Linked DNA regions of Homo sapiens: region 2 is linked to region 1. Evidence: read pairs that join two places in POLR2A ChIA-PET (ENCODE). Cell type or tissue: Caco-2. All regions are shown on one strand. Each heading gives the region's core, and the rest is flanking DNA. Links, peaks and the distances in the headings are about the cores only. Region 1 holds the start of TNS3 (tensin 3). Region 2 overlaps TNS3 (tensin 3).

Region 1 (14,816 bases), core at 3,655-11,654:
ACCTGGTGTCTCCTAGAGTGTAGGAAAAATGCCTGCCTCATCTCTAGGGGCTGGGGCATGGTGCTCATGAAGCCTTTGCCTGGGAATAAATACCCAGATCAGTCTGGGGATGAGAAATGACACTACCTTCCAGAGCACAGCAGGGGTTGTTCAAGTCTTCCAGAAAAGCAGCTCTTGTTTCTCCTCATGTGGTGGGAGTGGAGTCAGAGCGTGGCTCAGGCCCCACATTCTCAGCTGTTTGGATCTGGGGACTCGAAGTTTCTGGTGGTTACTTCTGAAAGTCTTTTCCAGGATAATTATTCTTGCTCGGTTTCTCTGCCATCTCTGACAGGCTGTTTTCCCTGCTTCCCCCGCTGCCCTGAAGGGGCCAGAGGAACAGGGCAGGACCCCAGGGCTGCGGATGGGTTAGGCAGCTCTGTTCCCGAATCCAAAGCAGTTCTTGGTGACTGTCCTCCAAGACTTGCCCTGGACCCTGCTCCGGGTGGGATTCTGAGACCGCCTGCTCCACGTGGCAGATGAAATCTAGGTCTCTTCTGTGAGAGGCTGGCGGGGAGGATGTTTTCCTGGAAAGGACCACAGGACAAACCGCTGATGAAATTTCTCTTGTGACCTCCCTGGAGGAAGAGCACTTCTGATTTCTGCAAACTTTTTCCATTCCCCCGATCTCACAAATGGGGAAACTGAGGCTAAGCGACTGAGTTCAGGGCCATCTGAATCTCAGGGATGGACAGTCAGGATGGACAACCTATAGGCCTTTCCTCCTCTGAGAATCTCTCTGCTCGGGATCGTTTTTCTGGTTTCCCCTGGCTTGCCTAAATTCTGCTCATTTGTCCCGGCGCATTTTAAGAAGTCATGTGACTTCTAAAGACTTCCCTGACCTCCTCCCTTCATTAGCTGGGTATTTCAGGGGCTTCTACGGCACCCTAGGCTTTCCGGAGCGGCTGTGCTCCTTTATGTATGCGCGACTCCCACTAGGCTATGAGCTACAGGAGGGAGGGTAGGTCTTGCTCCCGGAGAGCACCTTAATCACAGGCGCTGAATGAAAGAATGAACTGGTTGTGCAGGAACCAGGATCCGAACCCGCCTCCCCAGGTACTCTAACACCGGCCCGGCGGAACCTGCAAGCCTCCAGACCACTTGGAGCCTGGGCTGCTCAATGGGTCTGATAATTCCAGGTCCTCTCTGCGGCCAGCGAAGGGAGGTCCCAGGGCGCACCTCGGCAGGGCGGGGGACCCCGGTGAAGGGCGCCTGGAGGCGCGCTGCATTGTTAGGGTGATGAGGCCAGGTGACCCGCCAGGCTCGGGGCGCGGGCGCGGGGGCCGGCCGTGGCGATTGCCCGCGCCGCCTCGAGGGGGCCCTGCCGCGGGCGCCGGCAGCCAGCCAGGAGGACGGGCCCGCCCGCGCGCTACTCGGAGCCCAGCCTCGTTGCGGCCATCGCCCTGCCGGACCGCGCCTCAGGCTCCCCCAGGTACTGGGGCCGGGGAAGGAGGAAACGCGGCCACGCGCCGCGGTCCTCTTTGTTTCGGGCCCGGCGCGGGCTTTCGCGCTCCGGGCGCAGGAACGAGGCTTGGGGAGCACAGAGATCTGGAGCTGGGGCGCGGGGACTGAGTTCGGGGAGCGCGGAGACAGAGTTCGGGGAGCGCGGGGTACGGGAGCTCAGGGCGCGGGGATGGGGTCACGGGAGAACCCAGGTTAGGGAGCGCGGGGACCCGGTTGGGGGCGCACGGGCAAGGGGTTTGGTGCGCGCGGGTACGGGGTTTGCGGCGCGTGGGGGGCGGGGGCTCGGCAGGAGTCCCAGGACAGGGGCTGGGGCGCGGGCCAGCTTCGCCGGAGTCCGGGGACGGGGGCGCTGACTGGCTGGGTTTGGGGACTGGCTGGGGCGCAGGACCACTCGAGTGGGACCCGTGGCGCCCGGGCGCCCTGGACTGAGGGCAGAGACCGGAGCAGCTATGTCGCAGTCGCTGTCGGGACCGAGCGGACTTTGCTCCCTAGGACTCCGTCTCGAGACTCCAGGTGGAGAGCGCAGCTAGGGGCTTCAATGGGCAGGCTCAAGACCCTTCTCCTACTTTTTCTAGGCAAGCTCTCCAGTGCGTCTCTTTCCCTTTCCCTTTGGTGGGTGGGAGGCAGGGGGTCTTTACGCGCTTCCTTTTTTTCCCTGAAGGACGGGACCTCGGGGTGGGGGGATATTCTGGGGTGGGGGGTGCTGTCCCAGGCTGGGGGCCAGCTGTGTGGCATGTGCCTCCTGGCACGCGGGAGCTGTCGCTGACAAGCAGGAGGAGGGAGGGTCCCGGACGGCCCAGGGGTCTCTGTGTCGGTGCTGTGCAGCGGCCTGACATGTGAGTCCCGGGTCCTTTGCTTGGAGTGATTTGAGTGTCTGTGGCGGGAAGAGATTCAGGCGTTCCTCAGGCATTCTCCAGACAGTGTCAGCAGATGACCCGAACTCCAGCGTGGTTGAAAAACTCAAAGCGCCATCAGGGTGTGGGGCCAGCAGAGAGCACTACTGAGGGTGGTCACAACCCCCTGGGAAGCCCCCAGGCTTCCTTGGGGCGCATTCACACACTTTGATCTTCCGGGTTGGCTTTCCCCCCATTTTTTTCACTATTTGAATGCATGATCATGGAGGACTCTGAAAATATACTGAAAAGTATGAATGCAGAACTCATTGTATTAATATTGCATGGCCCTTCTGAACTAACCAACCCTTTGACATTTTAGATTTTCTTGAGGCTTTGGTCTGTGCATATTAATTTTTTAAATTGCTTTCATGCTTTCCCTTTTGAATGAGGTTTACTTGTTCTGGTGATTCTGGTTCTTCTCTCTTTGGGGCCTGTGAGGTTATATTTGCAAATCAATCAACAAGTATTAAGAAAGGCTTTTCTGTGCTGAGGCCTTGAGGGCCAGGGAGGGGGTGGGGAGTCGCTGCAGCTGGAGGGTGGAGGGGCAAGGCCATTACACAGAGATGGAGGTGCACTGGGTCCTGGTGGGGGTGTGGTAGCACAGGGGGTGGGGGGTGTGTACACAGGGAATTGACAGGAGGAACTGGCAGCAAGCCCGACTCCTGACCTTAGGAATAGTAATGGTGACCCCGAAGACAAAGTAACAGGCATACCGATTGAGTGTTTGCCTGTGCTAAATGCTTTGCATGCATTCATTTCATTTCACCCAAATTACATTCCTTGGAGGGAGTTGGGATTATGATTACCCCATTTTACAGACGAGTAAACTGAGGCAAAGGAAGGCTAAGTAACTTGGCCGAGATGAAATGAAACATGGTGGTAGTGCAGCCTGGGATTCTGGGACAGGACTCTAGGGTCCCAGACCCCTGTTCCTGGCTGCTGCTGCGCGTCTGTCGACTGAATTCTAATGCATGTCCAGACAGCGATTCCTCAGCTGAGGCTGCCATAGCTATCAGCAGCTCAGCTGAATTATGTCTTTAAAAAACTACCAAGATAGAAAAACTAGTAGCCCCAGGGCACTACTTATTCCTGAATGCAAATTGATTTTTTTTTTTTTAACAAAGTGTCTCTTTGGCACCTAATGTTTTGAAAGTGAGCTGTTTGCAAATGTGACTCTGGAAATAAAGGGCAGGAGAGGGGGTGTCAAAGTATGCTCTTCCACTGCAGGAGGTGTTGCTGAAGGGGATAGCAGAGACCTGAGGAGGAGGCAGTATGGCAAGAACAGTGAGTGGAAGGGCTGACCTACCATTTGGCAGTCGCAGCTTATATCTGCTTAGGACTCTACACAAGGACCCATTTTACAGATGAGTAAAATACCAAGTAAATTCTTAAAGTCTGGGAACAGTTAGGGATCTGAATGAGCCCAGTTCTCTGACTCTATGTGCCCCATTCCTTTCTTAAGATCAGCCTGTTGTAAACCACCCCTGTTCAGGGGAAGCCTCTTGTTCCCTCCCTGTGTCCCTGTGTATGAACTTGAGAGGGGGAGGAACTTTCCACCTTCCTGAGGGCAGAAAGCATTGTTTAGATCCCTGCCACTTACTAGGAAGCCAGAGACATTTGCTGAGTGCCTCAGCAGCACGCTTAGAATTGAGGCTTCGAGGCTTCCTCACAGCGGCCCCCATAGATTTCCCAGGGAGGGGCCTCCTGTCTTGCGGGTTGATCTGGTGGGTTTGCCCCATGCAGCAGGAGCTATCATGGGAAGGGTGGGTCTGGGCGTCTGAAGCTCTCCAGGAGGTCAGCTGACCCTGGGACCCCGGGTCCTTCCTGTAGGACCCCAGAAATCACTGGGGAATCAGCTAACCCCTGCAAGCTGTGCCTGGAATGACCTAGAGCCAGTCCTGTCTACCTAGAATCCTCTGCTGCTATCCTTGTTGATCTAGAATGAGGGATGCTGGTTAGTTGGTTAATTAAGTAGGTGGTTGATTAACTTAGTTACTCTCTTCCTCACAGCAAGAGTATTAAAAACCATCACAACATGGAACACAGTTCTTTCTTTCTGCCCCCACAGTGAAGGGCGTGTTGCGTGGCTTCATCTTCACAGGGATCATGGCTCACAGTTGTGTCGTTTCCACGCTGCCTCACTGCTCCTAAAACGCTGAGACAAGAAAAATCGCTGCCACCAAAATGCTGCTGAGCAGGACTAAATTCTCCTAGATTGAGGGCGTTTTGAATCTTAGAGTATGTTGAATCCGGATGCAGGCCCGTGTCCTGCCGTGGGGCTTTTCGAGTGCAGCTCGGGCAGGAACAGTGGTTTCCTTGATGTCTATCCGTTTCTCGTAAAAGCAGAAAACTAGACTCTCCAAGTTTCGTGAGCTTTCTGTTTGTACTCTGTGACTCAGGAATGTGTTTGGTACACATCCATCACTGCAATGTGGGATGTAGTGCTGAGCTCAGGGTCCCTCGGGTGTCTCCATTGTCTGCATGGCGGCATCTCCTGTCCTGCTCAGTGTACTCCAGGAGCACCGTGGCCCTCTAGACACACCTCTAACCACCGCCCCCCCCCAACCCCCTGCCCCATGCACCTGGCGCAGCTCTACCTGGTATCCCTCACCTGTTGCCTCCTACCCTCGCTGGGAGTTGCCTCTGCGAAACAGGAGGGAGGAGGCCAGTGAAAATGAGGGTGACTGAGGATGGGGGCCATCAACTTGGGGATGAAGCACTGCACACAATTTAGGGTCCCTCGGAATGCCTCACTGTGTCAGGGAAGGGGAGGATTCTCACATGCTTCTTTTTATTTTTTTATTTTTATTTTTTTGAGATGGAGTCTTGCTGGAGTCCAGGCTGGAGTCCAGTCGGGCCATCTCAGCTCACTGCAATCTCTGCCTCCTGGGTTCAAGCAATTCAGCCTCAGCCTCCCAAGTAGCTGGGATTACAGGCGCATACCACCATGCCCAGCTAATTTTTGTATTTTTAGTAGAGATGGGGTTTCACCTTGTTGGCTAGGCTGGTCTCGAACTCCTGACCTCAGGTGATCCACCTGCCTCGGCCTCCCAAAGCGTGGGGTTACAGGCGTGAGCCACTGTGCCCGGCCGATTTTTTTTTTTTTTTAGAAGGCAGTAGTCTACTACTCTTTTGTCTCCTGGGCAAAATGAATGAAAGATTATACTGAAGGATTCTATGTCTGTGATCTAGAAAATTCCCTCTGGCAGAGGGAGGTGCTCCCAGAGCTAGGGAAGTGCTCCTCAGAGCCACCCCTCAGGGGAGAGACCTCTCTGTCCCTGTCTCCACCCCAGCGCTGGGCAGGAAGCCCTGGGAGCCCTCTGCAAACAGCCCGCCAGCTCTCAGCCTAATAACGCGGCTAACAAGACCCCCTTCCTTTTACTACTCAAGTACCCAAGGTGGCTTGGGCACTTTCTGTCCCTAGTCTGATCGTTGCTGAACCGTGCATGTATGCCATCCTGATGGTCTCCCTTTTCTGGAAGAGAGCGCTGAGACTTAGCGAGCTCAAGTAACTTGTGTGTGTTGTGAGGATACTGAGCCTTGGATCTGAATCCCGGTCCGTCAGCAATGCTTGGAGTTCTTGCCAAGATGAGGGGTTTGTGCAGTCCCCACCCACAGCCCAGCCCCTGGAGTGGCCAGGCCAAGGCTCAGGAGCTGCGGCGTGCCTGCTGTCTACCTCAGCCAGTGCGCCAGCCCCAGCTGCTTCCTCGGACCCCAAGGCTGGGCCTTTCTTTACTCTTCCTTCCTCCCTCAGCTCTAATTATGGTTCATGTTAGATTGTCTGCCCTTCCTCTTCCTCTTCTCTTTTGGGGAAAGATAATAGCACTTAATACGCCCTTTGCAGGCCTGGCTTTGTTTCTAAGATATCAGAAGAATCTTTAGGAATCTTTCTTCCAGCTGCCCAAGCGAGCGGCAACCTGTCGGCACCCAGGAAGGATGAATACGGGTGCCCTGCTGACGATTACAAGTGCCACTCCTAGCCAGGCCATGCCCCTGGGGACACCGGGGACACCTCCAGGTGGACTAAAGTGTGTCACCTCCTTTCATTGTGTCTTGGCAGCCACAGTGTGACGTGGCACCTCTTGTGTGTAGAGTTTATGAAACTGCTCCTGAAAAGTAGAGACCAATTCGTTGATGCTTTGAATACACTGGAATACACTCGTGGCGATACTGAAAGAAAGAAAGTCCTCGGGAAGTGTCTGGCCAAGGCCGTTCACTGCCGTCTGCAGTTGCTTTTCTTTTTACAGGAGAGCCCGGGCTCTGCTCCAGGCCCTGGGATTATTTCTCGCTGGAGGATTCAGGAATCTGCGCTCTCCCCATCACCCTGGAACACAGCTGCAGTGTGTAACATTTCACTCACTTGGAGCCACACAATAAAAGGCACAGGCCCACATCTGGCTGTGCAGGGCAGGCGGGCAGGAGAGTGGGCCCTGGGGCACACTGGGCCATTAGCAGGGGCATCTGCGTCCTGGCCTGTGCACATTCCTCCCTGGAGCGCCGGGCTGGCTCTGCAAACAAAGGGGCCTGGTCCTGGCATTCTTCTCCACCTTGTAATCCATCACCTTTCTTAGAGGTGTCCCTGGGCGCCTACCCCTTTCATCACTGGCCATTTGGGAGGTAGATCAAAGGTACGCACAGGAGGCAGTGACATAGGCCAGGCTCTGGCATCCCACAAACCTGGGGCAGAACTGTCCTTTGTCCTGAGAGGTCCTGGGGTTATTGTGACTGTGTTTGTCATTTGTCACCTGCAGCCTGGGGTTGTCGTTCCTCCACAGGTTTGCTCCTCCACTGGTTCCGGAGCTCAGGGGTGGGAGCCACGTGGGGTTTTGTTTCCTCCTTTTGGGCTCCAGGCCCAGTGTACTTTGGTCCTGCTGAATTTCCATGGCCCCAGGGGCCTGAAAAGCACCTTGTGGTCCTTCTGGAGAACCACTTCCTCATTCTTGGAGGTGCTAATCTGATCCACTGGGAGGGAGCTGTGTGCTAAGTGGTTGACACAGGGGAGGCCAGCGTGATAGAGATGAGTTTTTCTCCAAAGATCAAGGACAGGTGTTTCCAGTTTGTCTCCTCTGGAAAGACCTGCAGAGCCGGGTGGACAGGGCTGGAGGAAAGGGGGCCTGTGTCCATGTCTTGGGTAGGTGCTAAGGGAGACAGGAGGGCTCTACGTGGGTGAAGAATGCATTTCTCTCTTGTCCTGCACGCAGGAGGGAGGCACATTTTTTATCTGTATTACTCGGAGAGTAGCAGAAGACTCTCAAGTAATGAGCATATTTTTGCTGCTTTTTTTTTTTTTTTTTTTTTTTGAGGCAGAGTCTCACTCTGTCACCCAGGCTGGAGTGTAGTGGTACAATCTCAGCTTACTGCAAGATCTGCCTCCCGGGTTCACGCCATTCTCCTGCCTCAGCCTCCCAAGTAGCTGGGACTACAGGCGCCTGCCACTACGCCTGGCTGCCCGGCTAATTTTTTGTATTTTTAGTAGAGACGGGGTTTCACCATGTTAGCCAGAATGGTCTCGATCTCCTGACCTCATGATCCGCCCTCCTCGGCCTCCCAAAGTGCTGGGATTACAGGCGTGAGCCACCGCGCCCGGCCGTATCTTTGCTTCTTAATTTGCTTTTTGACTATTTTTCTACAAAATAGTTTTCTTGTAATATGTGCTCATTGTAGACTTGGAAAAGATAGAGAAATGCTAAGGAAAAAGGAAAAAATTCCTTCTAATATCACCTCCACAGAGGTTCATATTTTAGCCTTCTTGTGTGCCATATGTTTTCTGTGCTTTTTTAATTTACCAAGCTGAGATCATACCATATGTATTATTTTGTATCCTGCATTTTAAAGTCAATGTGGCAGTATAAGCATTTCCCAATCCAGAAATAGCTCTGCATAAATATGACTGCTGATGACAGTATAGTACTCCAGTATGTGGATGTACCATGATATTTGGACTTCACTATTTGTTCATTGATCATTTACATCCTGTGTTATGCTTGCACATAGGTCTTTGGGCAGATCGTAGCTAGTCATGCTCTTGAAAGGATTTCTAGCAGACTCTTTGGCATCAAAGAATACAAACATCTTTTTTTTTAAGCTTTGGTAAAACATGCATAACATGAACTTTGTCGTTTTAATCATGTTTAACTGCGGCAGTTAGGCGACATTAAGAACCTTCACGTTGTGCAGCCATCACCACCCTCCAGCTCCAGAACTCTTTCCATTTTGCAGAACTGAAACTCGGTGTCCCTTAAGCACTAACTCCCCATGTTCCCCTCCCCCCAGTCCCTGGCAACCACCATTCTACTTTCTGTCCCTGTGAAACGGACTACATCGGGTGCCTCATACAAGTGGAATCATACAGTATTTGTATTTTTTGTGATTTGTTTATTTCACTTAGAATACTGTACTCAAGGTTTCATCCATGTTGTAGCATGTGTCACGATTTCTCTCTTTTTAAGGCTGAATAATACCGTGTGTGTGGGGGTGTGTGTGTGTGTGTGTGTGTCTGTATGAATAGCACATTTTGTTTATCCATTCATCTGTTGATACACTTCAGTTACTTCTACCCTTCGGCTGTTGTGAATAATGCTGCTATGGACATGGGTGTATAAGTCCCTGCTTTCCATTTTTTTTTTGGTGAGCACAAGCTTTTTGGAACTCCTTAGTATATATGGTCAAATTGCAGTTGAGACATAGGGTGCTGGCTGGATTCTCACGGTGTCCACCCGCTGTCCTTAAACATGGCTAGGTTATCACCCCCAGGGTAAAAACCAGGCCTGCAGGAAAAGGAAGAGGGAGACTTCTTACCAAGCTATTTTGACAGATTGTGTAAACTCTGTGATTAATGGGATGAGAAAGCAGGAAGAATGTCTTTCATTTAAAAAAAAAAGAGCCTTCGGGGTTGCTTGGTTTTATTTTCAATTAAAAGGGTCTGATTTTGTTTCTGGAGAATGGTTTTAATTTGGATAAATGGTTCAGTCTGGGAACCACATGCCAGAGCCTATGATCTATGAGTGCAATTACTCAGGGTTTCCTCGGCTGCTTTTCTGAGGGAACGGTCCAGAACTGGGCTCGCTCTGGTTTGGCTCTGTTAAAACGTCGATGCAGGCCCTGGGCAGTTGGAGTGAGGCGGTTCTTGTGATCAGTCCTTGAAGTGCAGCCATAATGCCCTCCCCATAATGCCTTCCCCAACTGATGGTGGTTAATTTTTACCCTCTAAGAATGTGTTCACAATTCCAAATCAGGAATGTCAACAGCAGGCTGTCGTTTTCCCCTCCTTGGAACATGTTGAACCAGAATTACTGGCATCTTTTCCAACGTGGGCATTTGCAGAATTGGTGGGATTTGGGGGCTCAAGGAGGAGGCAGACTCATCCTAATGTTTCTCCTCTGGATTACTTGAGGTCCCTGGCCGGGCAGGCCTGCAGGCCCAGAGACGGGGTGGTGGGTTGCTCTATCTGGAGTCAACTGGTGTTTCTTTCCAAGAGGATGCTGGGCTGGGGGAGGTGAGGGACTAAATCCTGGGCGACTTTGCAGAAGGACCCGTCGCGATGGAGGGGCAGCGTGGGCAGAGGCCCTGGGCAGGGCCACCTGCTGTGTTCTGGAGTAGCAAAGGGGATTTGCAGAAGGCAAAGAAGAATACAAAGACACAAGGTAGGGTGTTTCACCCTTTCGGAGAACTGTGGCAAAGCCCTGGACAACTTTCCATGGCGCTTGTAGATTTGAGACCAATGCCCCAGCGACCTAGCGGGCTGGTGGGAGGCAGCGTGGAGGGCGGCAGGGTGTCCCCAGGGTGGGAGGTGGAGAGAGTCTGCACAGAAATTTCCAAGAGCACAGCCCATAAGGGAAGAATAGGCTTGCTCGTGAGGTGGGTGAAGGCATTGCCCTGCTGGCTTGTATCAGGGCGTTGGCTCCTGGGTCCTCAACAAAGGGCATATTAGCATAATGAATAGTTAAGTTACTTGGTTGGGCTTCAGTCCTTGGGGCCGTGGTCTCTTTCCGAGGGAAGGACTGGTGGGTGGGCCCCACCTCTGGAGATCCAGCCTGCATTGGGACCACGTGGTTTGAGAAATGTTTTCCCAAGCCTGGGCCACACGTGACCCTTGATTTCTGGGGCAGCCCTGGTGGCAACTCCCCACATATCCCTGTGAGGCCTTTCTCATTTTCCACTGGCAAGGATTCAGGTGTAACCAGATTATTCTGATGAAAAATTTGAGTGAGACAGGTAACCCGCAACACACAGAGTTGCTATGTTTTGCTCTTTTTTTTTTTTTTGAGACGGAGTCTCGTTCTGTCGCCCAGGCACGATCTCAGCTCACTGCAACCTCCCCATCCCGGGTTCAAATAATTCTTCTGCCTCAGCCTCCATAGCTGGGACTACAGACGTGTGCCACCACGCCCCGCTAATTTTTGTATTTTTAGTAGAGACAGTGTTTCACCATGTTGGCCAGGCTGGTCTCGAACTCCTGACCTCAGGCGATCTGCCCGCCTCGGCCTCCCAAAGTGCTGGGATTACAGGCCTTAGCCACTGCACCCGATCATGTGTTGCTCTTTAACTCCCCACCCCCACCTCCATTAAATAGGAATAATCCAAAACATAGGTCATCGAGAGCATACTGTGCTTTTAAGGCATTTTGCTTATTATTAGTAGAGATTTTGCGACAACTGGAATGGTGTTTATTCACTTTTTAAAGGCTCACTCTTCTCACAGGATAACAGAACACACGATCATTCATTTTCCTCTTCCCACGAAGGTGTTTGCAGCAGTGGGCGTGAGAAGCATAGTGTGTGTGTGACTACCGCGCGAATGGTTCTCCCAAACCTGGATCCCGACCTAGGCGTTGCCGTTGCCGGTCTCTGGGTGTCACCCTCCCATTTATGACTGTAGTGACTTCTCAGAACGCCCTGGAGGGATGGCCTTACTCCAAATGGTCCCTCGGCTGCCGGGCTATTTGTGAGTAAAAGATGTTTGTCAGTGCTGCTTCTTTTAGAACATGCCCATTCCACATCAGCTCAGCTTGTCGGGTGTCTGGTTGTCTGTGCGGAGCCCATGGGGAGGTCTCTGCAGCCTCACACCTAGCAGTGAGGTGGCCCCTCTGCGTGGTCATGCCCTGCGGAGTTGCATTCCTCTCCCTGATGGCTGGCTGCCAGGACCTGTGGGCCCTGGCGGTGAGAGGAGTGGGAGGTGCTGTGGCTCCTGCCAGGCTAGCTCTTCACAGACTGGGTTAGTTCTTCCAAAGCATAGTTCCCTGGGACACCACGCACGGGGCAAGCACAGCTGTGTGGCCAGCGGCATGCTGACAGGGCTAGACACGCACTGGGCCGCTTAATGCCGACCTTGGCCTGTGAGTCTGTGACCAGGACTCTTGGTGAGCGGCCAGCTGGGGGCTGTTGGTGCTGAGTTCAGCTTTGTAGCCAAAAAGGTTCCAGCTGATTTCCAGACAGACCCGGCTTCCGTTTTCAATGCCAAGATGAGCTGGGCGAATGAGTGGGAGCGGACAGAGGCTTTTGGCCGACTGTGATCGCTATTGTCTGGAGTCCCCTTGACCCTCTGGAGGTACTGCCTCTCCTTTCATTTGTACACACTGGTTTTTCTGCACGGTTTCGCCTCTTGTCAGCTCTGGGGACACCAGCTTTTCCGTTTCCCATACTGCCAGATGGCTTTGAGCAAACAAGAGGAAGTCCCCAGCGTGGGTGCAGCCTGTGGCTGCGTTGTCCTGCCTGTTTACCCTGGGGGTGAAGCGGAAAGGGAGCAGGCTTTGCAGGAACCCAGGTGGCACCCCTTCTCGTCCCTGCCACTTGTTCTCTTTGTGGCCCTGGGATGGTCCCCAAACTTCTCTGAAGTGGTGCTGAAAACTGTGTTGATAGCACGGACCTCACTGAGCTGTTAGGAGTAGCTGTCGACACTGTGTACCCGAGGTTCTTTCCAGTGGAAACCAGGTTAGCCTTCGATTCCTTTTCTTTCATCTGTGGTTGGTCACCCTTTTGAGAGCTCTGACCCCAAAAGAAGTGTTTTTCAGATTGGCCCAAGTTCCTCCACGTTGGGCCCCCCAAGACAGACTGACTGAGAAGGGAGTGGAGCTGTGGGCCTCCTGAGTCCTTCCCAGGCTATGTCCCTTCCAGAGTGGTCCAGGTGGGACGCTGACTACCAGAGGCCTGGCCCTCTGTTCTGAGGCCCAGTTAGCCATGGCCTTCATCTGCTCACATTCTGTGGGATTGGGTTGTGTAATTTTCGTTGTATCTCTCTGTCCTCATTAAATCTGAATTCCTCCAAGGACAAGAAGGCTGCTGCTGCTTAAAAAAAAAAAGAAAGAAAAAAAATGATAAGAGCTTTAGAAGGAGCTTAGAGTTAGCTACGTGTACTTGCCAAGGTGTGACATCACTCAGAGCCTCCATTCCATCCTCTGGACAGCCAGGGGCTGGCCTCCCAATCCGGTGCTCACTGGGCACACTTCACTATGGGAGGGGATAGTTACACATCTAGATGAAAACATTCTAGAAGTGATTGCTTACGAGGAGAGAGGGAAATGCCGGCACATTTTCCCAGGCTTTTGTTCATGTTTTTATTAGGGCCACAACTTTCATTCTTGGAGTTTTGCTTTGTAAATTATTCCTTTAACTTGCAGAAGAGAACCATTTACAACTCATCTTACAGACTTGAGAATCTAGCCTACTGATATTTCCTTGGAAAATAGCCACATTGCAAGTTGTTGTGTTATTGAAAGTTGATGACAAATGTCCCCAGGAGTCCATGCAGGTTTCCTGAGAAGAGTTGCACCTACGGAGCTGTGACTTCAGCACAAAAGAATATTCTTTCTGGACAGAGTGTGTTGTGGGGTTTGTTTCCTTCAAATCTGTACTGCCAAATGGCAAGAATCATTTCCTTTTTCTTCCTCGGAAAATGGATTCCAGTCTTGATGCAGAGCCACCAGCACTGTGTAATCCCTTGTGTAATGTTTATTTATTTATTTTTTCTTTTTATTGAGACGGAGTCTCGCTCTTGTCGCCCAGGCTGGAGTGCAATGGAGTGATCTTGGCTCACTGCAACCTCCGCCTCCTAGGTTCAAGTGATTCTCCTGCCTCAGCCTCCCAAGTAGTTGGGATTATAGGCGCCTGCCACCACGCCTGGCTAATTTTTTATATTTTTAGTAGAGGGGGGGTTTCACCATGTTGGCCAGGCTGGTCTGGAACTCTTGACCTCAGGTGATCCGCCTGCCTTGGCCTACCAAAGTGCTGGGATTACAGGCGTGAGCCACCACGCCCGACCTATTCTTTTTATTGAGACAGAGTCTTGTTCTGTCACCCAGGCTGGAGTGCAGTGGCACCATCTCGGCTCACTGCATCCTCCACCTACCAGGTTCAAGTGATTCTCCTGCCTCAGCCTCCCAAGTAGCTGGGATTACAGATGACCATCACCACGCCCAGCTAATTTTTGTATTTTTAGTAGAGACGAGGTTTCCCCATGTTGGCCAAGCTGGTCTCGAACTCATGATCTCAGGTGATCCACCCACCTTGGCCTCCCAAAGTGTTAGGATTACAGACGTGAGCCACCACGCCCCGTCCCTGTGTAATATGTATGTATGTGTGTTTGTGATAGAATCTCACTCTGTTGCCCAGGCTGGAGTGCAGTGGCGCCATCTTGGCTCACTGGAACCTCCACCTCCCTGGTTCGAGCAATTCTCCTGCCTCAGCCTCTCGAGTAGCTGGGATTACAGGCGCCCATCACCACACCTGGCTAATTTTTTAAATTTTTAGTAGAGACGGGGTTTCATCATGTTGGCCAGGCCGGTCTGGAACTCCTGACCCCAGGTGATCCACCCTCCTCGGCCTCCCAAAGTGCTCGGATTACAGGCGTGAGCCACTGCGCCTGGACCCTTGTGTAATATTTAAATGCAGGTTTTGTTCTTATAAAGATGTTGGGCATCCAGCAGACTTGTCCTGGGAAAATGTCTCCTCTCCCCCTTTTTGCTTTGTGCTGAGACCCCCAGATCGTGTTCACAAATACTGCATCGGGGACTGAGTGCACGTAAGACACTAGCCAAATTTTGGAGAGATGTTTGGGTTCATATAATACATAGGCTTCGTGCCTGAAGCACATCAATTCTCAGATGAGCAACTGCTCAGATCCCTGCCTGGAGGAGGAGTGGGTGTGGTGATGGCAGCCACGCTGTGAATACTGTGGGCTTTGTTCACAGCCACAGTGAGGAGGAGATAGTGTGTCCCGGTACAAGTTATCGCTCTATCAGCAGATCCATCTGTCCTTCCTCAAAGAGGCTGCGGCCCACTTCAGGGCCATTGTGTCAAACAGTTGGCATTTGGCCTTGGCCCTGGGTAAAACACATGGCAGGGTATCACGTGGGTGCCACTCACGACTCCCCCACATCTGCCGGGGTTTCCATAACGCACTGTTCTGTTTGCAGCTGCACGAATG
Region 2 (14,816 bases), core at 3,955-11,954, 170 kb after region 1:
CAGAGAGCTTGGTAAGCCTCCGGCTCATCCTGTGGTCACTGCTGCCACGTCATGCCTCATGAGGACCCCAGCAGTCAGATGCTCCTAGTGTAGAAGCTTCCCTCTTGACCACCAAATGCTCATGGAAGTTGTGTGCAGTCAGTGTTGGAAGCATGAGGCCGACTCCTAGAACTCAGAAAGGCTGATGGCCCACATGGCCTTCGCCTTTGGAGCTGGGCCTTGAAGAGGGGGACAGCAGGAAGGAGAGCCTCTTATCAGATGTGGCGTGGAAGGCTGCGGGATAGGAGGGGAGTATGGACTCCAGCCTTTTCTTAGGGCTCTCGAGTATGAGCAGAAAGCAGCAGGTGCAGTGAGTGGTTCTGGGCCTGGGTCATGTGACCCTGCCATAGGTGCAATGCTAGTGACAGAGCACACGCCCACCGGTGTGCCAGGCCTCTGCTTCCTGCTGCTCACCAGTGGGGATTGTGATGGCCTGTGGCCTGTGGCCTGGCTTTGCCTGGCGATAGGTTCAGTGGACAGGCACAGAGGCCTTTCAGGTGTGGGATGCTCAAGCCAAGAGGCCGGTTGTGCCTTGGTGTCTGGTGCTTGGTGCCTGGTGCGCTGGTGGGAAGCCCTCAGACCTGTAAGCGCAGCACCATGCTGAGAACCCCTGGCTGTGAGCAGTGGACCGATTCTCTCCCAGAGCCCCAGACTCAGCCAGGATGTGTTTCTCCTTGAGTTCCCTTCTCAGCAGAGGCTGAAGACACTTCTGGGAAGTGTAACCCAGCTGTCCGTTTTGCAGGTATGTTCAGTTCCTCAGTGGGCTCCTGTCCGGATCGGTGAAAATGAATGCCTCTCCCCTGTTCCTGCATTTTGTCATCCTCCACGGCACCCCCAACTTCGACACAGGTGGAGGTGAGTGTCCCCTATGACGTGGCACCTGCGATTGGCTGGCCCAGACTTGGAGCTGGTCCTGGGCCCCTCAATTTAGATAAGCCTCGGCTTTCCTTCCGAGAGGGCCCAGGATCTGCTCCTCTGCCTCCCTGGCGATTGACTGGGTCCCCCTTCAGTGGTCAGAGCCCCATGTTTATGTGGTTGGGCCAAGTTATTTAATCAGGGGAGGGACTGGCGGCCAGCAAGGGGGATCAGAAATACCCCTGTGTATATGCACAGTGACTAGGGCAGACAAGCATTGTTCTGGGCTGCAGCCCTAGTGGGTCAGCTGTGCAGTTGGCCTTGAGGTCACAAGCCATGGAAGAAGCCCAGTAAGAGGCATGAATGTGACCCAGTCTCCCCTGACGCATCTCATGAACCCATCTCCTCCTCCTCCTTTAAAATGACCCCACAGGAAAGCACACAGCATGTAGCTGAGGGTGAGGGCCCTGAGCCCTCCTTCCTGTCCCACTTAGATGAGCACAGCACACGACTGGGGATCACGGCCCTGTCTCCACATCCCCAGTTCCCCAAAGGTGCACAGAGTATATGGCCGAGGGTCAGCAGGGCCCTATCCCTCCTCCCTTGTCCCATGCAGGAGCAAATGGCACATGGCTGAGGGTCAGGGCCCTGTCCTCTCCTTCCCAGTCCTATGCAGGCACACACAGCACATGGCTGGGATTCAGGACCCTTGCCCTTCCTCGCCAGTCGCATGCAGGTGCTTGCTCAGAGGTTTCTATTGTCTCTGAAGTACATCTGTGCCTTCAGGTCCCCCTGGTCATTATGGCCAGAGTGACCTTGCCAAGCTGCTAGTTGGTTTTGAAGCAGCTTGGCTTCACTTCAGGAGCCTTTGGCACCCTTTGGATAAAGGTCAAACTGTGTTGCTCTGCAGGCTTCTAGGACCGGGTCCGGCCTTTTCCTGCAGCAACCCTGTGGCTCCATGCACTGCTTTCCCAGACCTCAAAGGCCGCAGGTGCAGTCTCCTGGTCTCCTCGTCGCTTTCTGTCTTTCTGATTGCCAAATTCCTGTTCGTTCTGTACCGGTCATGCCTCTACAGACAGTTGTGCCTTTCTTTCAGTGTGCCGGCCCTTTCTGAAGCTCTACCAAGCCATGCAGCCTGTGTACACCTCCGGGATCTAGTGAGTGCTGCTGCTGCTGCTGCTGCTGTTGTGGGACCTGGACGGCTCAGGGAACTGCAGCTGACCCTCAGCTGCCTGTCCCGCAGGAAGAGTGTGGGAGGGTTCAGGTCAGAGAATGCCAAGAAGCCAAAGAAGAGTCCAGTGGGGAAAATCCTCTCGTGGCCCGTGCTCCAGCATCACGCCTTGGCCCTCCCTCCTGCCCTGCACAAGTGTCTTTGGGCTGTCACACTAGTTGGCTCCATTAAAGGACGTGGGGGCTGGAATTTTGAGGGGAGAGTGGGCCATTTGCTTTTTGGAGTATGGTGGCCCCTTGGTTTTCAAGGGGTATTGATTCCAGGACCCCCTTTGATTACCAAATCCGAGGATGTTCAAGTGTGTTTTATAAAACGGCATTGTCTTGAACTCCTGACCTCAAGTGATCTACCCGTCTCGGCCTCCCAAAGTGCCAGGATTACAGATGTGAGCCACCGAGCCCCTGGCCATCATGGTGAAACCCCGTCTCTACTAAAAATACAAAAATTAGCCAGTCTTGGGGTCGTGCATCTGTAAACCCAGCCACTCGAGGTGGAGGCAGGAGAATTCACTTGAACCTGGGAGGTGGAGGTTGCAGTGAGCCGAGATCACACCACTGCACTCCAGGCTAGGTGACAGAGCGAGAGTCAAAAAAAAAAAAAAAAAAAAAAAAGGCCAGGCTTGGTGGCTCACACCTGTAATCCCAGCACTTTGGGAGGTGGAGGTGGGCTGATCACAAGGTCAAGAGATTGAGACCATCCTGGCCAATATGGTGAAATCCCGTCTCTACTAAAAATACAAAAATTAGCTGGGCATGGTGGCGTGTGCCTGTAGTCCCAGCTGCTTGGGAGGCTGAGGCAGGAGAATTGCTTGAACCTGAGAGGCAGAGGTTGCAGTGAGCCGAGATTGTGCCATGGCACTCCAGCCTGGCGACAGAGCGAGACTCGGTCTGAAAAAAAAAGAAAACAACAACAACAAAAAAACTGGCATTGTATTTTCATATAACCCATGAGCATTCTCCTGTATACTTTAAATCATCTCTAGATTACATAACAATACCTAATTCAATGTAAAGGCTGTGAAAATAGTTGTTACAATGTATTGTTTTTTAACTTCTATTATTTTTTATGGTTGCATTTTTGTTTTTTATTTATTTCCCACAATATTTTCTGTCCCCAGTCAGTTGAGTCCATGAATGTGGAACCCAAGAATAGGGAAGGTTAACTGTGAGCCTACTGGAGAGAGTCCTACGATAGGATCTCACTACTATGGTTTTTCTTTCTCGCTCCTTTCCATTTTGTTTTCCATTTTTATTTATTTATTTTTTTTGAGAGAGCATCTCGCTCTGGCACGATCTCCACTCACTGCAACCTCCACTTCCTAGGTTCAAGCGATTCTCCTGCTTCAGCCTCCCGAGTAGCTGGGATTACAGGCACCTGCCATCATGCCCAGCTAAATTTCATATTTTTGTAGAGACGGGGTTTCACTATGTTAGCCAGGCTGGTCTCAAACTCCTGACCTCAAGTGATCTGCCTGCCTTGGCTTCCCAAAGTGCTGGGATTACAGGCGTGAGCCATGTCTAGCCTCCTTTGCATTTTAAACAATACGTAGCCACACATCCCCCAAATTTGTACACATTCCTGAGTTTTCTTTGTCTTTTTGTATGTGGACAGGCATTTTATGAAAAGTCAGTAAAGGAAACAAATATTCTCATTACTCACAAAGAGCTGTTGTCACATTTCTGGGTTTGCTCTGGGCCCTCTGTGCACTGATGTCACTCTGGAATTGCACCCTCAGTTTGTAACTGAAACTGTGGCTGTGCACACCCTGGGCCCCTTCCTCTAAGCCTGCATGGTCGTCTCCAAGCTCGGGCCTCTGGAGTTGGACCTTAGTCACTTCAAGTCAGTCACTGACCATGATGATGCTATGAGGACCCTCCATGGCCTGGGAGCTTTCTTTACCTTTTTAGATTCATTTAGATTCTCAGGAATTAGATTCTGGGCTGATTGGGCATTCTGTGTAATTTCTGAGTTTTGGGTTGTAGGGTTGCTTTTCTCTACATGTATTCTTCCCACAAAATCATGAAGTTGCATAATGATCTACCTTCTTCTTCATCCCAAAGCAACGTTGGCCCAGAAAACCCCAGCAGGATCTGCATCGTCATCGAGCCGGCCCAGCTTCTGAAGGGAGATGTCATGGTGAGTGCCCGCTGTGGCCGCAGATGGGTTGGTGTCCCCACTCTCCCAGTGGTGATGACTTGAAATCATGATTCTGTGTTAAAACAGTAACCCTCACCCCCAAAAAAAGTACCCTGTAGGAAGAAGGAAAAGTAGCTTTTACCTTAACACTGGGGTCCCCCACGCCTGGGCCGTGGACCTTATCGGTCTGTGGCCTGTTAGGAACCGGGCCAGCGAGCGAGCATGACCACCTGAGCCTCCCGTCAGATCAGCGGCGCCATGAGATTCTTATAAGAGTGCGAACCCTATTGTGAACTGTGTATGCGAGCGATCTAGGTTGCACACTCCTTAGGAGAATGATGATCTGAGGTGGAACAGTTTCATCCTGAAACCATCCTCCACCAGTCCATGGAAAAATCATCTTCTGTGAAACCAGTCCCTGGTGCCAAAAAGATTGGTGACCACTGCCTTAAGGCATTTAGTTAACTTTCTGAATAAAACTATTTTAATTAAAGGGACGGAACAAATCTTCATTCTTGATTCTCTTTCATTCTAGAGCCCCTCGAGATATACAACCTGGAAATTAATGTCCTAACTCGGCCACTCACTTCTGAGAACCCCTGTGTTCTGACTATAATTTGCATTCTTCACATGATCACAGGCCTCCCAGAGTGTGGGTGCAGAAATAGAATATTTATGTATCATTAATAGCCAAAGTGTGAAATACAGCTGGTGCAATTACAGCTTGATTAATGATCAAAACAATGATTTCTCCAGATAATTTTGATTCTTATGTGTGTTGGTTCTTGGAGGAGATTAGCCATTACATTTTTGCCTTTTATCTTTCTTGAATACAAACAATTCATACATTTAAAATAATTTTAGGAAAATTTTTTATCTGAAATAAGGTAAGCTTTTAAGGCATATGTATGACTTTCAGCATGCATAGAATCATAGAATGTAAAGATTTCATGGCCTTGGAAGACCCACTTCTATAAGGCAGTAGGGTGACTCGAGAAATAGCTTTTCATTGTATTATAAATACCCTATACAAAGTTTTTGAGGATTTTCATTAATTTCCCTGTAACCCCTAGATTTTGAAATCTTAGCTTAGTGGATGGTGAACTCCCTACCTTGCTGGTCCTGAATTCTTACAAAAATCAAATCAGCGAGGATCGAAGGTGGAGAGGATTGAAGGTGGAGACAGTCTAAACCCATCCACGCCTGCGGGGTCCCTCTGGGGCCTCCAGGTCTGTCCTGTTTCACATGCTCACCACCTAATTGAGGGGTTCTTCAGGCCTGGAAGGCAGGTCTGGAACAACAGCTGGGCCCAGCCCTTTTCAAGGCATTGAGTAAGCACTTTATAAACATCTTGCCTCCTGTTTCATAGGCAAGAAAGCTGAGGTTTGGGGTGCGTCATACGTTTTTATAGGCCCGTTTCCTCAGCTCTCTGTTCTACTGTCCTAAGGAGGAGGACCTGGGCTGGAAGTCTGTCCTCAGCAGTGCTGTGCTGCAGCGATGGTGCAGCATCCCTGTGGCTGGAAGTGAGAGGGAGGACCAGGAGGGGAGAGAAACATCCGCTCTGGTGTTCCTCACATCCTGTGGTCCAGAAGGCAGCCCTGGGCTTGTTTCCTAGGAGGCTTCACCCTGGAGGCTCCTTCTCCCAGGACACTTCCTGGGATCGTTGGACGAAGGGCCTGAGTCTGTATTGAGCACCGGCTATGTTCAGCACTTTACTCCTCCACCCACTCTGGAACTGGGTCTAGTGTTCCAGCTTTAAAGAGGAGGCCGGGCTGGGCGCAGTGGCTCACGCCTGTAATCCCAGCACTTTGGGAGGCTGAGGTGGGCGGATCACGAGGTCAGGAGATCGAGACCATCCTGGCTGACACGGTGAAACCCCATCTCTACTAAAAATACAAAAAATAAGCTGGGCAAGGTGGCGCGTGCCTGTAGTCCCACCTACTCAGGAGGCTGAGGCAGGAGAATGGCATGAACCCAGGAGGCGGAGCTTGCAGTGAGCCAAAATTGCGCTACTGCACTCCAGCCTGGGCGACAGAGCGAGACTCCGTCTCAGAGGTAAAAAAAAAAGAATAGGCCAAGAGAGGCTGGGGGCGATGCTGGTAGGATTTGCACCCGCCCTCATCTTGTTTGCGTAGTGTTCTACCTGCCCTGGGAGGCAGCATCTCAAGGGCGGGTGCTCCCTGAACCAGGTCTTCAGTGATGAGTAGTTATTGCCCCACGGCTCCGTCCCTTTAAGATGACTCATGGGAGGCAGCTGAACAACTCAGTCATAGAGGGTGACCCTCAGGCTAAGATGTGTCTTCCCCCCTACCGCCCACCAAGAGCATGGGACGGCCCTCTCCCCTGGGCTGTTTATGGGCTGGTAGCTGCAGGGTCTTCCTGAGACCAGGCGGGGCCCTCTCCCCTGGGCTGTTTATGGGCTGGTAGCTGCAGGGTCTTCCTGAGACCAGGCGGGCGGGGGCAGTCTCCTGGGAAGTGCCTGGCTCCTCTCCTCTCTTCCCAGCTACCTCCTCCTCCTTCCTTCTCTTCTCCCCTCTCTTCTCTCCCACCCTGCCTTTACAAACTTCTCCCTCCTCCTCTTGCCCTTCTTCCTTTTCCTCCTCTCTGCTCCCTCCCTCCTTCCTCCTCATTATTTTCTGTGGCCCCTTCTTCCTACTGTCATTCATCCAGTAGTCTTTTTTTTTAATGTTTTGTGCTTTTGGAGTTGCTATGCTTGCTCTAGGCCCATGAGTGAAGTTTTTGCCCTAGAGGATCCCGTTGGGGACATGGGCTTTCTGGCAGGAGGGAACCTACTGATACCGTGTAGCCTACAGAGGCCTTGATGAGACGGGGTGGGAGAGGTCACAGGAGGACTCAGATGGACGTGTCCTGTGAGTTGGCTCCAGGTTGGAAGGGGTGTTATTATACAAACAGATGAAGCATCCCAGGCTTGAGGCACCCACAAAGGCTGATGCTGTTGTAAGGATGTCTGTCTTGCAAGGAAAGTCGTTGTCTTGGAAGGTTGAAACCAGATTTTGTAGGGCTTACATATTTGCATATTTTGTTTTGGGAAGTGTTAGACCTCTGCCTAGTGCAGGTTTGTAAGGATTAAATGTACTCAGTCACATAAGTCTCCCAGGACAGCGCCTGGCAGAGGATGAAACTGCATCGATGTGACCCTGCGGCATCACCAGGTCACTTTCCTCTATCGGACCAGACTGTGGCTTAGTCTTTGGGGCAGCCACTGCCTCTTCCCTCTGGAAGAGCCCCCAGCACCCCACCCACCCCATAGGCCCTCTCCCCATGGTGCTGCGTCTTATCCTGTCCCACCCTGTAGTGGGCACCGCAGCCCAAGCGTGTGGTCTGAGTAGACATTACATGCATCTCTGTTGTAGCAGTTGGAATGAGGCTTTGAGTGGGCGGTGTGGGTGGGACTTGGAAGGGGTGTGGTGGAGGTGTGGGTTTGGCACTTGATAAATGAGGCAGGCCCAGGAACAGGGTGGGGCAGGGCAGAGAGGGGCCGTGAGTGGGTGAAGGAGGCGGTGGCCTCCTTTCCTCAGTGTCCCACCTGCAGCCCTTGGGAGTGTTCCCAATGGCCTCCAGGCCACCCTGGGCTGGCGTTCTCCAGCCTGCCATCTCCTCCTGGTCTTCTACCTGTTGCTGGCTCTAACCTGCTTGGCATTCAGACTCTGTGTCCCTCAGGCCACTGGAACCCGCCAGCCGCCTCTTGCTGCCCCAGCTGATCCCGCCATTCTGTCCCCAAGCCCTGCTGATCTAGCACTGTCCACCCACCCTGGCCCTGACCTCTCAACTCAGGCTTCACCCTTTGGTCTCAGCTTAAACAACAGAGGTGATTCTCCCACAGTCCTGGAGGCTGGGAGCCTGAGATCCAGGTGTGGGCAGGGTGGTTTCTCCTGAGGCCTCTCTCCTTGACCTGGAGGTGGCTGTCTTCTCCCTGTGTCCTCACCTGGGCTTCCCTCTGTGTGTCTATGTCCTCATCTCTTCTTACAAGGACACCAGTTATCATTCATTCGGGCCCAGCCTAATGACCTCATTTTAATTTACCTTTGTGAAGACCCCATCTCCAAACACAGCCCTATGCTGAAGTGCTGAGACCTTCAACTTATGGATTTTGGAAGGACACCATTCAGCCTGTAACAAGTCTGTTTATTAAATAAACCTCTCCTAGAAAGTTTAGTAAGATTACTAGCGCAGTCAGGTGCCATTGACGGCCCAGTCCCTGTGGCTGTGGTTTGTCACCAGCCTTTATCCTGAGCACGTTCAGCGTGCGGCCTGCATGAGAAGATGCGGTGGACACGTGAGTGGGCAGTGCAGGGCTCCTGCTCCCGGGAGTCTGGGTCCTTCAGGGAGATGAGCATGCAGATAGCTAGGGCAGGTGGAACTGAGCATGGCAGAAGGTGCGCGGCGGCAAGAGCTAAAGGTTAGGTGGGAGAGATGATTTCCAGCGTGTCAGAGAAGGAGTGGCTTCACAGCAGAGCTCACATCTGTGGTCGACCTGGAGAGTAGAAACCCAGGGTGTCACTGCCAGCACTCCCATCAGAGTCGGGAGTGCATCTTTTGCCAAAGCCCAGAAATCTCAGTGCTGTTGACTCCCTCTGAAAACGACCTAAGGGAACAACACAGGAAGAAAAAAATGCGGTTGCACGTTTCTCATTATTGGCAAAGCATCCCTAGAGAGGAGCGGGAGCCATCCCCTCCTCCCGTTCATGCTTCTTCTGGGTGTTCTGAGGGTGTGCAGGGCAGGAGCAGCACCGGATTCCTCCTCTCCAGCCTCTTCCGACCTTCCAGTGACCCACTCTGCCATGCTCAGCACAGGATGCCCACGCCGCCTTCACTTTGCCCTTCCTTCAGTTTTTCCCTGTGCCTGCGTGACGTGCCCTGCTGCAGGTTCACTGAGCAATCCTTAAGTTGAGAAGGCTGTAGTGGGGGAAGAAGTTACAGGGCCTTTTCTGTGTAAAGTTCAGATATGCAGGTGGTTTTATTTCTTTTGGCAACAGTCATGGCTTGGAGAGGATCCTAACGAGCAGAAAGCATGTGCATAGATTTACACCCTGAAGACTGCAGATGGCTTGGTGCCCTCAGTCTGGGTGTTTTCTGAGGCTGTCTGTGTACTTTTGAAGGCGGAAAGTGGCTTCCCAGGCGGGGTAGCCATCCTTAATCCTCCTCCTTCAAAAGGCCTCTTGTCCTCTTTGAGTTTTCCCCTCCGTGGTTCTGGTGTCTGCCTTGCCTGCAGGGACATCTGCCTGGCTTTCCTCATGAGGGCCTCTGCACTGGGACTTACTGGCAAAGATCACAGTGGTCAAGTTCACAGAGAAGGAAGGGCCAGAGTCAAGTCTAACTGCAGAAAGTGACTTGGGAAAACAGAGCCCCACTTGCCACTCCCTGGACTCAGTTACTAGCAGATGGAGCTGCTGCAGGCAACAGCAAAGCTGACCTTGACCCACCGTCTGCCTTCGCCTCGACACAGCCAGCCCATCCCTGCTTGGCCCCTCCCAGCTGCACACCTGACCCATCCCATCTTTGCAGTGTGCTTTTCCCAAAAGGTCAGATTCTTAAGTCTGCTCCTTTCAAAAGGGCAGAACCTCAAGAGGTTTAGTAAATATGGCATTGTCAGACAGTGCCATGGGGAGGGCAGCCGAGGCGTTATGTAACCCTGTTCAGGAATTCATGCGGGCAGCGGGCTCATCAGGAGTCTGGCAGGGCTCCAGGGGCCTGATCCGGCTTGCTCCCTCCCTGGTCTCGGCTCTCAGGTCCACAGTTTGTAAACACATGCTTCATCTTGCTGCCCCTGCTTGGACAAATCCACGGCCACTTGAATTTTGTGTTCATGGTTGCTGGCTCTAGAACCTCGCTCCAGTGACCCGACTTGTAAACAAAGGTGTTGCCTGCTCAAGAAGTTTTCACAAACAAATAGTGCTGTTGCTGGTTGTTTCTTACCGAGGGCACTTACATAAGGCCAGGGAAAATGAAAGTGTTCTCCTGAGACTCTGCCCCAGGAGAGGTTTCTACAGATCTCTGTTGGACGCATCACAGCATTATTTTGTGATTGCCTTTTCCTCTCCCTTTTAGACTGGGCTGGGTCTTAATCCATGCTGTCATCTCAGCATAGTGGACTTGGTTGTGTTTTCGTTTGCAGCCAATATTTACCCACCTTTCAATTGCTTTAGGTCATGAATTACAATATTGCGAACATCTGAAGTCATTTTCAGCTCCAAGTGAAGAAATCATGGTTAGTGTTGGCCCTGCCTGACTTAAGTCTTTGACCTATGGGGCTTAGCTATCTAACTTTTTACCCTCCAAATATGCGGTTGTAACTCATTCTCTGAGTTCACAGATTCCTTGAGGCCTGCGTAGACAGTTGCCTGGGCCACCAGTGGAGCATTGAGTGAGAATGTTACTCTTTTCTGTTAGGGATGCTTTGAGGGTTCTGCTCTTTTGCTTAGTAAATTTAGGGGAAGCAGAGCTGAATAGGAGCTGCCCAGCAACGGCTGGCATTGGGGGATGATAGGAACCTGAGGGCTGACTTCTGAATTGGGGACTGGCATTCCTGGGGCTGATACCTTAAGCCTTGACTCTCTTGGTACATGGTGCTTTTTCTCTTGTTGATGGAGAGTTTGAAATAAAAATACACTTATGTGGCCTAAAGTTAAGCAAGTCATCAGTGTCTTTAAACACTGGATTGAGGGATAACTTCTTTGAGAATTCCATGTGTCTGCCTTCGACTTGGTGTACTCCAGGAGCAAATGAGGTCAAGGCAGGGCTCCGTTCCTGGTCACCAGCAACTTGTCCAGTCCAGTCAAGGGCACAGGCATATTTTTATTTTTATTTTTATTTTTATTTTTTGAGACTGAGTGTCTCTCTGTCACCCAGGCTGGAGTACAGTGGTGCAATCTTGGCTCACCGCAAGCTCCACCTCCTGGGTTCATGCCATTCTCCTGCCTCAGCCTCCCGAGTAGCTGGGACTACAGGCGCCTGCCCCCATGACCGGCTTTTTGTATTTTTTTAGTAAAGACGGGGTTTCACCATGTTAGCCAGGATGGTGTCGATCTCCTGACCTTGTGATCCGCCTGCCTCGGCCTCCCAAAGTGCTGGGATTACAGGCGTGAGCCACCGCGCCCGGCCGGGCACAGGCATATTTTTATACCACTATTAGAAAATAAATTTTGGCGATGGTTTCTGAATTGCCTCATCAGACTAAAAGAAAGCAAGAGTGCTTACAGGCCTTCCCATTGAGATCATCATTCACCCTATATGTTTTTGAGTACCAAGTGCCCTCTCTCTAGAAGCTTATGCCCTTTAAATAATATATTCATATAAATATAGCATATCATTATTGGATAATGAATTATATTAATATGTAGTGCTAATTTAATCTTTATAACAACATAGCCAGGTCAATATCATAATACTCATTTTGCAGTCAGAGAATTTAAAGTCTAAAGAGGCTGCAACTTTCTCAAGATCTGAGTGCTCCCAGCGATTTGTGATGTCAACATCACACCCACGTACTTTTGTGGTTGGCTCTATGATAGCATGGTGACAGGCTGTGCGCAGCCTTTGTTGTGGTGCTTGCTATTTCTTATTTCATTTTTCTATGCTACAAAATTGTGACTGCACATCTTTGAGTTGTTATTTTAAATGCAGATATTCTAAAATCTGAAGGCAAAGGATCAACATATTCTAGAAACACTCTGGGGAGACCCAGGTAAATAAAGTTAAAGCCGGAGGGATGAAGGGAAAATTATAGACTTGAATCAGTCTAATCTTTACGAAATGTTTGCATTACTATTATATCTTAAAGGGAGGCATTTGGGGGCCCTCGTACCAAGTACCATGTTGATTGTTCTTTCTGTTAAGTATTACAAGCATAATTCTGATCTCTTGCCATTGCTCCTAAAAAGATTTGTTGATGTAGATAATGCATAATTATTGCACACTATGGAGGGCTCCTGGTTGGTGAGTGGATTTTGTCTCAAGATCTGACCTGCTGTGTTGATGGTGGTTGCTGGGAGCCCCGAGTTAGGGAAAATCCTGTGGTTTTCCGTGTCTTTCAGAAGAAGCTGGAGTCAGTTCATGATTTGGTCAGGAGGACTGGGGAGGGTGGTGTTTACCTCCATTAATCAAGAGGAAAGAGGTTTAATATGAAACAGGGATTGTGTATGATGAGGCCGTTAGGATCTCAAGCCAGCAAACAAAGTTAGCATTAAAATACACAGAGAAACCCCTGAAGGGAGGGCCACGTGATTTCAGGCAGCAGTTGTTCTCTGCCAGTGGGATAGACCGCTCTTTCTTTCACTGTGGAGCCTTAGGAGTATTTGAAAGCTTGTGCTGTGAAAAATAGGAATCTTACAGGAGAATCATATGGGGCCTGGAGAGGAACCTGTTTGGGACAGGCCGATTCCCATCTCCTGCCACTCTGTACCTCCTGGGCACCGTGGCCTGCCTTCTCCTCCCTTCTGGTATGTGGAGGGAGCTGGGATTGCTGCGGGAGGAGCAGTGTGTTTGTGTGTAGCTGCTATGAGGAGCAGTGGGGGGACCTGGGGGAGCATCCTGGATTCCTGAAGAGGGAGGGCAGGACCTGGCCTGGAAGGAGGCCCTGCGCTGGGCGGGGCGGTACTGACGGGAGGGGCACGGTGAGCTGCGGTTGGGGATATTCCACTGTGCCCCTTATGTGGCCCGTACTGGAGCCCACAGCTCCCTCTGTTTTCACCCAGGACACTCCCTGCCTGCCAGGACTGAGCCCACAGCTGCCTCCTGAGGAGTTTCCTGACTCCTGTGGGCAAATGTTGGCGCCCATGGCAGCACAGGCTGCGTGAGCTATCAGCTGACATCGTGTTGTTGTTTTTATTTTTTTAAATCTCTGGTTCCCTTAAATATTTATAAAATTTGAGAGCAAGACTGGCTTGAATTGGGGCATCTCTTTTCCTTTTCCCTTCCCTAACCACTTTTCACTCCCCATTTGCAAGGCACTAGTGGAGGCAGACAGGCACATTTGAAGGCAGACAGGGAAAGGTGGGTGCTATCATCTCTATCAATGGGGGTGCATGTGTGGATTTACCCTTGGCCAGAAGGACCTCCCTCTGGGGATCTCTACAATATGCCCCAGGTTGAAGCATTTGATGGGTGGTCAGTGTAGTGAGTGTGGGGCATGGGGAGCTCAAAGGAGGGGCCCAGATACTCTCAGAACATCCTGGAAGGATCCCTGCAAGGGCAGCCTTTGATTGAGTCTTGCTGAGAAGTCAGTCTCGGACAGAGGTGGTAGATTTGTGGCCAACGTGCCATTGGCTGTTGGAAAGCAAATTGAGGCAACATTTCTTCACAATGCCAGTTTTCTACTTGCAAACGCCCTGGTTCCTGGGCCCCTGGAGGCCAGGCCTGAGTCTGAGCCCCATGTTTACAGCACCGCTGGCCAGCGCCAGGCCGTACAAGGGAGACCCAGTCATGTTTGTCAACAGGGAACATCCTTCCACAGTCTTAATTATATTTTTTTGGTTTATTTACCCGTCCCTTTCCTTGTAGATAGCACAAAGGTAAACATCTTCTGGGTCTGCCTGGAGTCACAGCTCCCTGCCTCCTGGGCTGGGTTTCTGGGCTTTTTGTTCCTCTGGTGGATGTTCATCTGGTTAGGGAAGACCCTCCCTGCAGAATTCTCCCGCATGCTGGTCCGGATCATACCTGCTGCGGTGGCTTCTCATTTACTGTTGTGAGGCATGTGATATTTTAAAGCCATCTTTCTCCAAGAAAAGTCTCTTTTATGGGAACGTGGCTGTCTCTGGTAGTCACTACCCCACAGCCTCGGGGTTGGGGAGGTACCTGCCTGTGCACGATTTGGTCTGAGAGCAGAATCCAGCCTGTCCAGGGCCTTCGGCCTTCTGGGGATTTGGGAAAGTGCCACTACCTGGTGGTCCTGCCCCTGATCTCTGAGTGAGGGGTATCCCTGTCCCTGCAGCTCCCCCAGCTGTGGCCTGAGAACCCTTCCAATGATGCCAGTGCTGCGCACGGTCACAAGAAGCAGGGGGGACCTAGTTATACAGGCAGGTCAGGACACTCAGGCTCCTGCTCTGCCCACCGTTCCCCACATGCCAAGCATCTGCAAGGAGGGGCTTGCTCTACCCTTTGGCTCATTGGCACAATCATTTAGGGTGCTTGAGCTGCACCCTGGGGACCTCATGAACCCCAGCTTGAGTTCAGATCACATCAGGGTGATTCTGAACACTTGTCTAAATGCCAACACCCTCTCTGTCTCCCTCTCTCCCTTCCTCCTTCTTTGTATCTCTGTCTCTAAATTACAGCATGCACATAATCATTTAGGATAGTACACACAGTAATGACCGGCTGCTGCTTTTTGGAAAACAAAAAGCTTTAAGTTGCAACATGGAGCATTGAGATCAAAGAAAAGCTATCACAATCAGTTGTTAAAGTCTAGAAAAAAGAGACCATGGAATTCTATTTTTCGGATGTGTTCCAAAACAGGGCACATTCACGTGGTCTGAAAGGGTTTAGGTGTGGCCTCTCTGAGGACTAGCGATAGTGGTGTTCAGAGCTGCGGTTCCAC

What was found. Peaks named below come from ENCODE experiments on the same cell type or tissue, not always from the same donor. Only the 100,000 strongest peaks of a DNase experiment are listed, where the experiment ranks them.
Region 2: POLR2A ChIA-PET joins it to region 1 with 12 read pairs; 2 of 35 experiments call an interaction of 5 or more read pairs at or near these places.

Annotation. Positions count from the first base shown.
Region 1 is chr7:47,568,703-47,583,518 of GRCh38, reverse strand. TNS3 (tensin 3) reads left to right here and starts at 1,408. Exons shown (of 31, transcript NM_022748.12): 1 at 1,408-1,468. RefSeq lists enhancers at 997-1,534, 1,535-2,072. In Caco-2, for the core only: no CTCF peak of the experiment used is centred there; DNase peaks (open chromatin) are centred at 6,437, 7,158, 9,128, 9,548 and 1 weaker place.
Region 2 is chr7:47,401,172-47,415,987 of GRCh38, reverse strand. It overlaps TNS3 (tensin 3), which reads left to right. Exons shown (of 31, transcript NM_022748.12): 11 at 782-894; 12 at 1,991-2,051; 13 at 4,186-4,261. Among named protein-coding and RNA genes, the nearest start is that of SNORD151, 56 kb to the left of the region's middle. RefSeq lists enhancers at 12,350-12,858, 14,605-14,816. In Caco-2, for the core only: no CTCF peak of the experiment used is centred there; no DNase peak of the experiment used is centred there.